Linked DNA regions of Homo sapiens: region 2 is linked to region 1. A link is a loop called in an ENCODE intact Hi-C map of the cell type or tissue named here. Cell type or tissue: heart right ventricle. All regions are shown on one strand. Each heading gives the region's core, and the rest is flanking DNA. Links, peaks and the distances in the headings are about the cores only. Region 1 overlaps SLCO3A1 (solute carrier organic anion transporter family member 3A1). Region 2 overlaps SLCO3A1 (solute carrier organic anion transporter family member 3A1).

The links. Peaks named below come from ENCODE experiments on the same cell type or tissue, not always from the same donor. Only the 100,000 strongest peaks of a DNase experiment are listed, where the experiment ranks them.
Region 2: a loop joins it to region 1, with 1.9 times the contacts of the local background. A loop is called at or near these places in 7 of 110 quality-filtered maps.

What each region holds. Positions count from the first base shown.
Region 1 is chr15:92,024,746-92,030,119 of GRCh38, reverse strand. All of the region lies in intron 2 of SLCO3A1 (solute carrier organic anion transporter family member 3A1), which reads right to left. Among named protein-coding and RNA genes, the nearest start is that of SLCO3A1, 170 kb to the right of the region's middle. In heart right ventricle, for the core only: no CTCF peak of the experiment used is centred there; no DNase peak of the experiment used is centred there; H3K4me3 peaks cover 380 bases; H3K27ac peaks cover 2,744 bases.
Region 2 is chr15:91,965,996-91,971,369 of GRCh38, reverse strand. The region is part of intron 2 of SLCO3A1 (solute carrier organic anion transporter family member 3A1); the gene reads right to left. It overlaps LOC124903557 (a long non-coding RNA gene), which reads right to left. Exons shown (of 2, transcript XR_007064764.1): 1 at 4,556-5,374; 2 at 3,726-3,873. Among named protein-coding and RNA genes, the nearest start is that of SLCO3A1, 110 kb to the right of the region's middle. In heart right ventricle, for the core only: a CTCF peak has its summit at 2,547; a DNase peak (open chromatin) is centred at 1,009; H3K27ac peaks cover 4,906 bases.

The sequences.
Region 1 (5,374 bases), core at 94-5,093:
CAAACTTTGCTATGCTATGGTAGGAACGTGGGCAGAGCCCGTGTTCAAGATAAATGCCCAATCCCCTTTGGGACTCCTATCACCAACTGTTACGAAAATGTAGCCGAGGACATTTTATTAGAGTAATAATGCAACGGTTGAAGCCAGACTGAGCCGGCAGGCTGCAATTCTTAGCAGCTCCGAGGTAATTGACCTGTGGCCTTTTGGTTCACAGACTCTTCACCTGAGCCAAGAAGGTGCCTGATTGAATCATAGATCTTTTATCTCTCATAACGTGAGACGGAAGAGTTCTATTAAAAATGTATGAAGCCAAGTGAGCAGGCCTCAGCTGCACTGGGAGCCCAGATCCTGGGGCCAGAGGCCATTCACCTTTCCTTTTGACAAAATCTTATGAAATAATTCATTTACACAGTGTCAGCGCGACTACATATATGTGTTTGGGAAAAAAAAAATACAAGGAGGGGAAAAAAAACAGTCAAAAATGTACTTTTTCCCTGGGTTGTAGGAAAATGATTCTTATTTTCCTGCTTAGCCTTTATTGTGTTTCCAAATTTTCTACAGAGAATATGTATTTCTTTATGAGAAAACAAACATTTTTCAAAAACAAATGTTCACATGAGTCTTTGCCCAGGCACTGACTACGTTTAAGTAGGTAAAAGATGCGGAACGGAGAGTTTATATATGGACACCTACCAAGCCTGGGAATAGTCTCTGGTTGGGTCCAGTGCAAACATCTTTAATCCCCAGAGCAAAGGGGTCCTGCCGCTCATGCCCACTCCAGGGCAGGAGCCTGGCTGGGAAGGCAAAACAATCCCTGATAGCTGTTCCCATCGCCAGGGACAAATCCTAAATTTGGCAACCTCAGGAAGTGAACAAGTTTCCTTTTTTTCCCCCAGGGTCAGAGACCTGGCATAGAAGTATAAGAGGCTGCGGAGTTTTTAAATAAACATTTTCCTCCCCAAGAAAGCCATCCAGTAATTATAGCAAACTTTCCCAGAAGAGATTCCATTTACCGCCTCTCTTTTAAGAAATTACTTGGCAACAGGATGTAATTTAATTAAAGTATTTACTTAAATGTATGTCCTCTGGGGCCTGAAGGAAACAGGACATTTTTCTAATCAACTGGCAGTTTTGGGGGTTGTTTGACCATGGGTCAGGGGTTTTCTCATGTACGTACACACACACACACACACACACACACACACACACACTTGTGCCTGCAGCTGAAACAAGAACGTCAAGATCTCCTAACTGATACGCCAGCAAAAAGCAAAACACTCTCATTTCCAGATCCTACAAAAATTCTTGGGAATGCCAAACTTCTGGCATTCTCCACTTGGCTTCGGATCTAATGGAAAAACCCCTAATTGCAGCATCTTCTCCACAAAAATCAGAAGCAGTGATTTTATTGTGGAACAAAATCTACTTTGCTTTTTAAACCCAAGTCCTGATCATTCTAGCTTAAAACGATTATATTTGGGCTGTCTGAATATTGCATTAGGTCCCAAATCCTGATTGGATTGGCTGGGCTCTGGGTTAGACTGTCTCTCAGATCTGAGGGCTGGAATTTGTGTCTTTTCTCTCCTCATCTTTTCTCTCTGTATTTCATTAAAAATGTATCCCCAGGGCCTAGAACACTGGCTGTCTAGTGCTGTCGGCGTTCAATAAACATCTGTAGAAAAAATACTTTTGCTGAGTGAAGCATGGTGGCGAACATCCTGCAAATGTTGAGGGGCAGGAGCCGGAGCTATTCCTGGGGTCAGCAAAGGCCAGGGTGGGGGGCAGATTTTGGTGCTGTGGCTTCCCGAGGATGCTAATGGGAACCTGGAGGCCTCGGATTTGGACTCAACCATCCCCTGGCTGGGGACTTCAACGGACTTGTGGAAATTCCCAGGAGGCCCCCAGCCATTCTGGTACCATCATCACCTGACATACGACCGACCAGCCTCCCCCACTGTGTGCTGCCCTCTCTTCCTCCACAAGAGACTCTGGTCTTTGTTTCCCACATGGTGCTCAGAGGCACCCAGTATAAACAGCAGCACATAAGCAGAGTGATGGGTTTTGTGCCCACTGCTAAGTCTCGGCAGAAATTCTAGGGAAGATTCTCAACATGGTTTGTGCAGATTGAGCCGAACGCTGTGATCAGAGGAGTCAGTGCAGGCTCTTAACTGCCCACATCCTTGTCTCAAACTCTGCTCCTAAGCTTCCTCTTGCACATTCGTGCCTTACCTGAAAACTAAAATAAACTAAAAACCAAGCTGCAGACTTGTGCACTTTGCAATGGCAGTCGAGGTTTCTGTCCACGGGTGTGACAGATTATTTTACGCGGTCCTGTTTTCATGATCTATTCCTCCAGCCTGTGCAAACTGCTTCGTTTATGTGGTAAGTGTGTCTTTGTGTTTTCGTTAGGGACATGGATAAAAATGTTGAACGGCACAAAGCAAAAGGCACAGTCTTGTGGCACTCCACACCAGGGGTCTTTCCAGACCAATGTCAATCCTTTAATGCATGCGTCGGGAGCAAACTGTGCAGCTTACAGAAGTCCTTAGAGAGCACTGCGGTGCTGTGGCCAAAGCACGGGTGAAGACGACAGAGAAACCAGGATGAGACTCCTCTTTGCTGCTGCTGGCTGTGTGACCTTGGGCAAGTTGCTAAATCTCTGAGCCTATTTGCTCATCCACAATATCGAAAAAAACGATGACGGTACCTTCGTCAAATGGTGAATTTGAGATTTATGTGGGACAACGTATGTAAAGGCATTAGCCTGTGTCTTACACAAAGTTTATCTCTCAACAAATAAAGCAATGTGGTGTTGTTTAGAAAGTTCACAAGGATATTAAAAGAACGTTTGTTCTACATCTCCAGGAAATCACGTATTTAGCATTTATTGTCACAATACCGACCCTATCAAAAATGTAATGCATTATTTGGCTTTGCTTCTTTTTAGAGAGCTCATGACAACTCCCAGAGATCTTCTATCAAAGCTCACCATCTGTTTAATAATGTACCCCCCCTTTTTTTTTTTTTTTGGAGACAAAGTCTCACTCTGTCACCCAGGCTGAAGTGCAATGGCACGATCTTGGCTCACTGCAACCTCCACCTCCTGGGTTCAAGTGATTCTCCTGTCTCAGCCTCCCAAGTAGCTGGGATTACAGGCGTGCACCACCACACCAAGCTAGTTTATTGTATTTTTAGTAGAGATGGGGTTTCACCATGTTGGCCAGGCTGGTCTTGAACTCCTGACCTCAAGTGATCCACCTGCCTTGGCCTCCGAAAATGCTGGGATTACAGGTGTGAGCCACTGTGCCCGGCCATAATCTATGCTAGACATTTGGTGGGAATGTTGTTACACTCTCTCATGAATTGTCCATTGTTTTCAGAATCCATCTTTACCAGTGTAATGAAAACCATGACGGTCATGGCCACCTCCTTTGTACATGTCTCTTTCCTTGTCCTGCATAGCTTTTTAAAATAAATAACTGGTTACAGACCTATGAACTCACATCAAATTCTCTGAAGAAAACGGAAAGCAGAAATCATAGAACCCTTAGGGACCCCTAGACTATTTTTTTTCTTTTTAATTACTGTGGACTCTAGCTGCTTTGTAAACCTGTTTGTCCCACACTTTCCATTTTAAGGCATTCTACTCAGTAGGAAAAATAAAAATAAAACAGAAGCTGATGAGTTCTACTTGCTCTCAGGTATTTGTTAAACATACCACCACCTGCTCTCGTCACTTCTGTCTCCTTAGTGAGAAACTTCTTATAGGCTGTGGAGGAACAGTCCATTAGACAAGGAACACACACCTGCCTTCTCCATTCTTTCCTTCACTTTGCAGATAGGAAAGCCAAGGCTCTTGTTTCTTGCCAAATCTAGTAGTCAAATTGGGAGGTCACACCCAAGACTGCAGTTCCTCTGCTTGCCTTTCCTAACGACAGTTAAGGAGTTACCGGATGGAGAAACAGAGACCCATCCCTACACTTGGTGACTGGTGGTGGACAAGGGCATGGACACGGGCTTGGACACGTGCAGGGTAAAGAACTGCACCAAAGCCTCCCTGCTGCACACAGAGCAGAGCTCTCAGGGATGCGCTGACCTGGGGCAAAAGAAACAGGCCAAAGGACTGAGATATGTAAACAATCAGTGCCAACAGCAGATCACTCTAGCTCAATAAAATGTCTTTACAAGGTAATTAGCAGTTCATAAAATCTGTTAAGTAACTTAGAAACCCGTGTACCACTCTTCCAGCATCTCCACTGCTAAAGGACCCTTGGGAAACATTAACTCTTACTGCCATGCATCACGCGGCATCAGCAAGGTAGATGGCAGCCACTCACGGCCGGGAGAATTCAAAACACTTCCTTCTGCCTTTGCTGACTGAGAAGAGAGTCCCAGATCATCCCAGTTTAACACTAAACTCATAGAGACAGCTACGGGAATGGTTGGGGAAGGAAAAGAATTGATCATAGCCTCATGTCCAGCCTCAGTTTGCTCACATGTGGAATAGGATATACCTGCCTTGTAGAGTTGTCACAAATCAGAAAGCAAGAATGGAAAGTGCCTGGCCCAGAGCCTAGCATTCTCCAAAACAACAAGTGGATGCCACTGATATGTTTGCTAGCCACAGTAGCAGCAGCAGCAGTAGTAGTAGTGGTAGCAGCAGCAGCAGCAAGAGCAGCAGCATTAGTGTCATCGCTGTTGCTGCAATTAGCTTTTGTGCCTATGGTGTCCCCCATACATTTCTCTCAAGAACCCTATGAAGTATCATCCACAGCCTTAAAATAAGAACTTAAAATTTAGGAGGGATTGGCTTGGCTTACCTTTGAGCCTGTATCCTTAAGTGCTTCTTGGCTTCTTGAATTTAAAAATCTCTTGCAAGTGAAAATACCACTCTTCTAACACAAAACAAAAAACCCAAGAAAAAAATTTTTTAAAAGCAAAAAAAAAAAAAAAGGACAACCTAAGAAAAATAACGTCTACTAAACTGCTATTAAGGAACAGTAATCATTCTCTCTCAATATGCCACACCATGAGGACATGCCATTAAGAGGATGGAAGGATGGATAGATGGATAGATGCATGGATGGATAGACAGATGGATGGATGAACAGATGGATGGAAGGCTGGCTGGCTGGTTGGCTGGATGGATGGATGAATGGATGAACAGATGGAGGGATGAGTGGCAGGACAGATGGAGGGATGGATGGGAGGATGGATGGGTAGGTAGACGGATGGGTGGGTAGGTGGGTTGATGAATGGGAAGGCCTTTGTATTTGTAGGTTTCCTAATATTTTCTGGGGCATTCCTTCACTTCATTCAAGTCTGTTCAAATGTCACCTTCTCAGAGAGGTTTTCCGTGGCCTACTTTTGTAAA
Region 2 (5,374 bases), core at 259-5,258, 59 kb after region 1:
AGGCTGGAGTGCAGTGGCACGACCTCGGCTCACTGCAAGCTCCGCCTCCCGGGTTCACCCCATTGTCCTGCCTCAGCCTCCCGAGTAGCTGGGACTACAGGCACCTGCCACCATGCTCGGCTAATTTTTTGTATTTTTAGTAGAGATGGAGTTTCACTGTGTTAGCCAGGATGGTTTCGATCTCCTGATCCCATGATCCGCCCGCCTCGGCCTCCCGAAGTGCTAAGATTACAGGTGTGAGCCACCGCGCCCGGCCAAGGTCACCTTGTTTGACCTCAGCTGGGAACAGGCACTTCAGGCAACTCAAATGTTTCCCCACCCTGCACATGTCTTCAAAGGTGCCGTGAGTATTGATTTGGGGGCTACAAATACATTTTAGCAAATAGGCAAATTCCCAAATACAGAAACCACAAATAATGAAGACTGACTACATATGCCTATACCTATTTAAGGATTTGCACACATGCACACACACACACACAAACACACACACCCTTCATCTGGTTGGGCATTAGTAGCATGAGGACGGCAGACGCCCCTTGTACACAGGTGGAAGCTCTGTCTACTCTTCTAGCCTGAGAAGACTGCCGCCTGTCAGAAGGAAAACTTCATGTTCACATGGGCACTGTCTAACCAAAGCAGGGCACTGCACAGTGGCAGGATACACCCTGGATGCCTGTTTTTTGGTCAGGGGAAACCCAGAGGTTTGAAGGAGTAATGGGAGAAATGGGTCCACTTAAGAAAGAACCATGTTGTTTCATTAGGGCTCCTTGTGAGTCCCTGGGAGCTGGATACCACTTGTCTCCTACCTACCCGCTTTCATTCTCCAGGAGCACCTCCTGGTCACAGGCTCAGCAAACGCTCACAGACCTCAAGTTCCATGTTGACTCTCGTGTGTTGACTACAGAGAAAGGAGAGGACTCCACAACTCTGCCCACCCCAAAGGCACCTCCCATCAGCGGCTCCAGCAACTTTGCTGGCTGCTCCAGGGTGTGATGGAGCCCAAACTGCCCAGGCTTGGGGCCAGCACACCAGCTGCGGATTTCATCACCACTCTCCTTGTTTTAGAAACAGAGCCCAAAGACAGGCATGCAAATATGCTGTGCTCTGGCCAGATTTTAAATAATACACTAAAATATTAGTTCAGAACATACTCGGCCTCTCTCCTACATGTGCTACATGTGCTTGCTCACGAAGTGTTTTGAACAGCGTGGGGAGAAGGTACTGTATTTCAATGCCTCTTTTTAGTTTTAAGGCTGTAAGTTTTTTTTGTTTTGTTTTCTGCTAGAGCCAAAATGTTTTTCTGGGTGAGCAGAAATAGCCTTTTTGCCTTTTAACATTTCGCTGAGGGGAAAAAACACTACACTTCCTTGCTCATCATGGCAAATGTTATGCTGGAGGATTTTGACACACACAGAACTAGCTAGGAAGTTAGAGTCCAAACTGATGACTGCGCCCAGGTCAAATTTTCTTCTACCCAGCAATGCAAAGGGCTCACCCTACCCAATTCCCCAGCAACTCATTCTAGGTCTGTGGACCAGCCCCCGCCACCAGGAAACCATAGACATAGCTAGATCTCTTCCACTGAAAAATGGGGACTTCTCTTGGGAGAATATAAGGGTGAGCCCATAAGATGCCAGGCCCAACAAGGGAGCACTTCTACCAGAAAAGGAATTCTATAGATGGAGTCTTATGAGTGTTATGAAGTAAAAGGAGATTTTGGTAATGTTTTTGATAGAAAGACAACAATAATTGTAACAAGAGGCCAGGCACTGTGGCTCATGTCTGTAATCCCAGCACTTTGGGAGGCCAAGGTGGGTGGACCACCTGAGGTGAGGAGTTTGAGACCAGCCTGGCCAACATGGAGAAACCCCCTACTTTACTAAAAATACAAAAATTAGCCAGGCATGGTGGCACGTACCTGTAACCCAAGCTATTTGGGAGACTGAGGCAGGAGAATCACTTGAACCTAGGAGGTGGAGGTTGCAGTGAGCCAAGATTGTGCCACTGCAATCCAGCCTGGGCAACAGAGTGAGAATTCATCTCAAAAAAAAAAAAATTATATATATACAGACAAACACAAGAAATTTTACTCCACAACAACAATTAGTTCTTAGTATCCACATGTAGTAGTCAGATATTCTACACCACTTCTACCCCAAAAAATGATTTATTCACTCATTCATTCGACAAATATCTACTAATTGCCTTTATGTGCCAGGCACATATTTCTGTACATGTGCTGTATACAACGAAAAGATGAGCTTTACCTCTCAAAGTGTGTAGCGGGGACACAGGTGTATGTGCAACAGATACAATCACACCAAAAAATGATGCAAGGTGACAGTGCTAAACACAGTGTGGACCTGTTAGCAAACTCTTGTGTTGGAGGTAGGTGGAGGCAGAGATGGCTTCTGAGAGGAAGGGACCTCTGAGCTGACTCTACATGGAGCAACACGAGTTTGCCAGATCCCCTGGGTAGGGGAAAGAGAAAGGAGACTCCATGCAGAGGAACCAGAATGTGCCAAGCAAAAAGGCGCCAATAAACAGCGCCACCCTAAGGGTAACCACGGACAGTGCAGTGCCTGCTGTGAGCGCACAAAGAAGCTGGACACGTCGTGAGTGCCGTAAATACTGCGGCTGTGTGAGCACACGTGCGAAGGCTGTGCTTGCGGGTCTGCGTGTGCACCCTTTCTCTGTCTGAAGAATGGGTTGGGGAATGAAGCTTCACATGGAAGCAGGGGTCGCTTGTTTCTACCCTGGCTTCTTCTCACTCCTTGTCTGTGATGGAACTTCCTTTGTTAGCACCAGAATTTGATGCCACTGGTCCCCACGGTGGTTTGTGGAGCCCTATTCACCTCACCTAGTGAGAAGACATGATAAATTAGAGGCCCTGTTCTAGCCAGGACACCTCCATGCTGCATAATAAGCACAGGCTGGAGGATTCTAGAGGGCCACTCTATGACTCACTCTCTGTGCTTACCAGTCCAAGCAGAACTCAGCAGAATCTACTTGAGAGAAAGCTCGCAGGAGACTAGAAAGTCATTTTAATGATGCCAGCTAAACTTCTCTTTCCTCTCCTCCATCTGCTGTTTTCCCCAGGTGGAGAAGTAAAAGACTGTAAGGTAGGGAGGGGGCATACAGACTTTTCCAGTCTCTGATCCGGCACTGAAACTCAGGGCACACGCTCTCCTCTGTGGGCATGGATGATTACGTCCTCTGTCTGAGAAAGGAGACACGCACTGTGCTTTGATGGATAGGCCGTAAGTGGCTTCCCTGGGTACTTTCCAGGGCGACTAGGCAGGGGACTCTAGAAAATGTTCAGGATGGAAGCATCTGAACAAGTAAGGCAATCAGAAGGGAAGGAAGATAGGGACATTTCAAAGCCATCTTGCATCTCTGCAGGAAGAGGGGAGCAAAGAGGAGGGAAGAGAGCCACCTTCTTGATTTAGCTGCCTGTGGATTTGCTCTTGAGAGCTCTTGGTGCTGAATCCTGCAGACAAAGCAGACAAGGAAAGAGCCTATGCCAGCGGGATTTGGGAGAACACTGAAGTGACCTTGACCTTTAGTCCTGCCACTACGTCCTCGTGGTTCCCCAAAAGTAGGCTGTTTGAAAACAACACAGCCAAAAACTGTGCTATTGATATTTGAGAGACAATATGATCCAGGAAAACAGGAGAGATAACAAGGTCTGGAAGTCAACAGAACAAGGACAAAACAATTAATCCATCTGTAAAACGGGTTTAATTTATTTCATATGGGATTATCTGTGTAATAGGTGTCTTATCCATATTGATTTTTATTATATGTCGAGTGCTGTCTTTATCCTGTGGCAACGCTTCTGCGTTATGTCCCCACAACGGCACCTCAGTCCTACAGGAGAGGTGGGGAGACAAATGATACTATTAGCCAAAGAAAAGCATAACCAGAGGAGGGACATTCTACCACAGATCACCATATAAAGCTTCAAGCAGGGGGAGTTATTTGGACTCTTATGGGTTAATCTATACTGCTGTTCATTTCTGTGTAGAGCAGTTAATCTAGAAAACAGTACTCTCTGCTTCCTCTTATACCTCTGCAACATGCTCTGATAACTAAAAACCTCTCTTATTGTCATTTTAATATTTTAAATGAATAAAAATGTAACAACTCACTGGGTTTATTTAGACATAGTTTCCTACCATCTAATAATCTTTTTGTTTTTTTAGAAAGGATAAAAAGCAGCACAAATAGAATGAGGTATTTCAAAACTTCTTTAGAGCCTAACTCTTCTGGATCATTTACAAAGACAGTTTTAAAGCCCTTTATAAAGTTATCTGAAAGCAGAGTTCAAAAATACAAATTGTATCTCATCTCTCTTGCTGTCAAAAAAAAAAATCCCCAAAAAACTGCACCACGCTTTTGTCTTCTCCTCCATGACCAAAGCTGCCCTTTGGAAGTAAAATGCCACACAACATAATTGGTGCAGCAGCCCAGCTCTCTGCAGAAGCTAGGGTTAGACTTTTTTACATTCTACAAAGCGCCACCTTATCTTTCTGCTTCAAGTTGAAATCACCTTTTTCCACGAACAGTGCCAGATGCTCTGTTTGAGAAGCATCACCAAAGCCCAGGCATGAATTCCTTCCACTGCTGAGACATTCTAATACACCAGGTTAACTGGGATCTGAGAATGGTTACTGCTCCTAAGGGTCCCATTTAATTAAATGTTCCTACAATTTGCATTTGGAAAGCACATCATCATCACTGCCTGTTGCTTTAATGAAAACTTGAGTCCTCAAAATTTGGGTGCTAGACACAGTATCCTGAAAGGATCATATCCTGAAATGTTCAGAAGCGCAGTTTTGTGCCCAGTTCTAACAGGGATTTTTCTGTCCCATGTACCCTGGGGACAGTGATGTTGCATTGTGCACAGTGGGAAAAACATCTTCCTCAGAGATGCTGGTACTGATGATACATTAGTGGGAACTTGTACACAGGCCATGAGAATCATCGTCAGCTAAAATCTGAGCTGTCCGTCCCTCCACTCCCCTGGCTACAAACCTCTTTGTCTGCACTGGTGTCAGTGCTGGCCTCGGTCAGTACAAAGCCTGAACTCTTTTCTCTGCGTCCCAAATCTGTCACAAAGCAAAAATGTCCTGACCTCATCTGAGCTACGGGTGCAGTTATGGTGTGGCTGGGGCTGCCAGCCGAGGCCCCTGTTTCTGTCTGGGTCATTTCTCAACCTATCTCGACTCAACCTTGTTACTTCAGATCAGAGCTGCCCATAATTCGCTGGGCACAAATGCCCTGCGGCTGCCAAAATGACGAGGCTCTGATGCCTTCTGGATGACTCACGGAATGAACCAGGAGGGGATGAAATACACCAGTTCTTAAC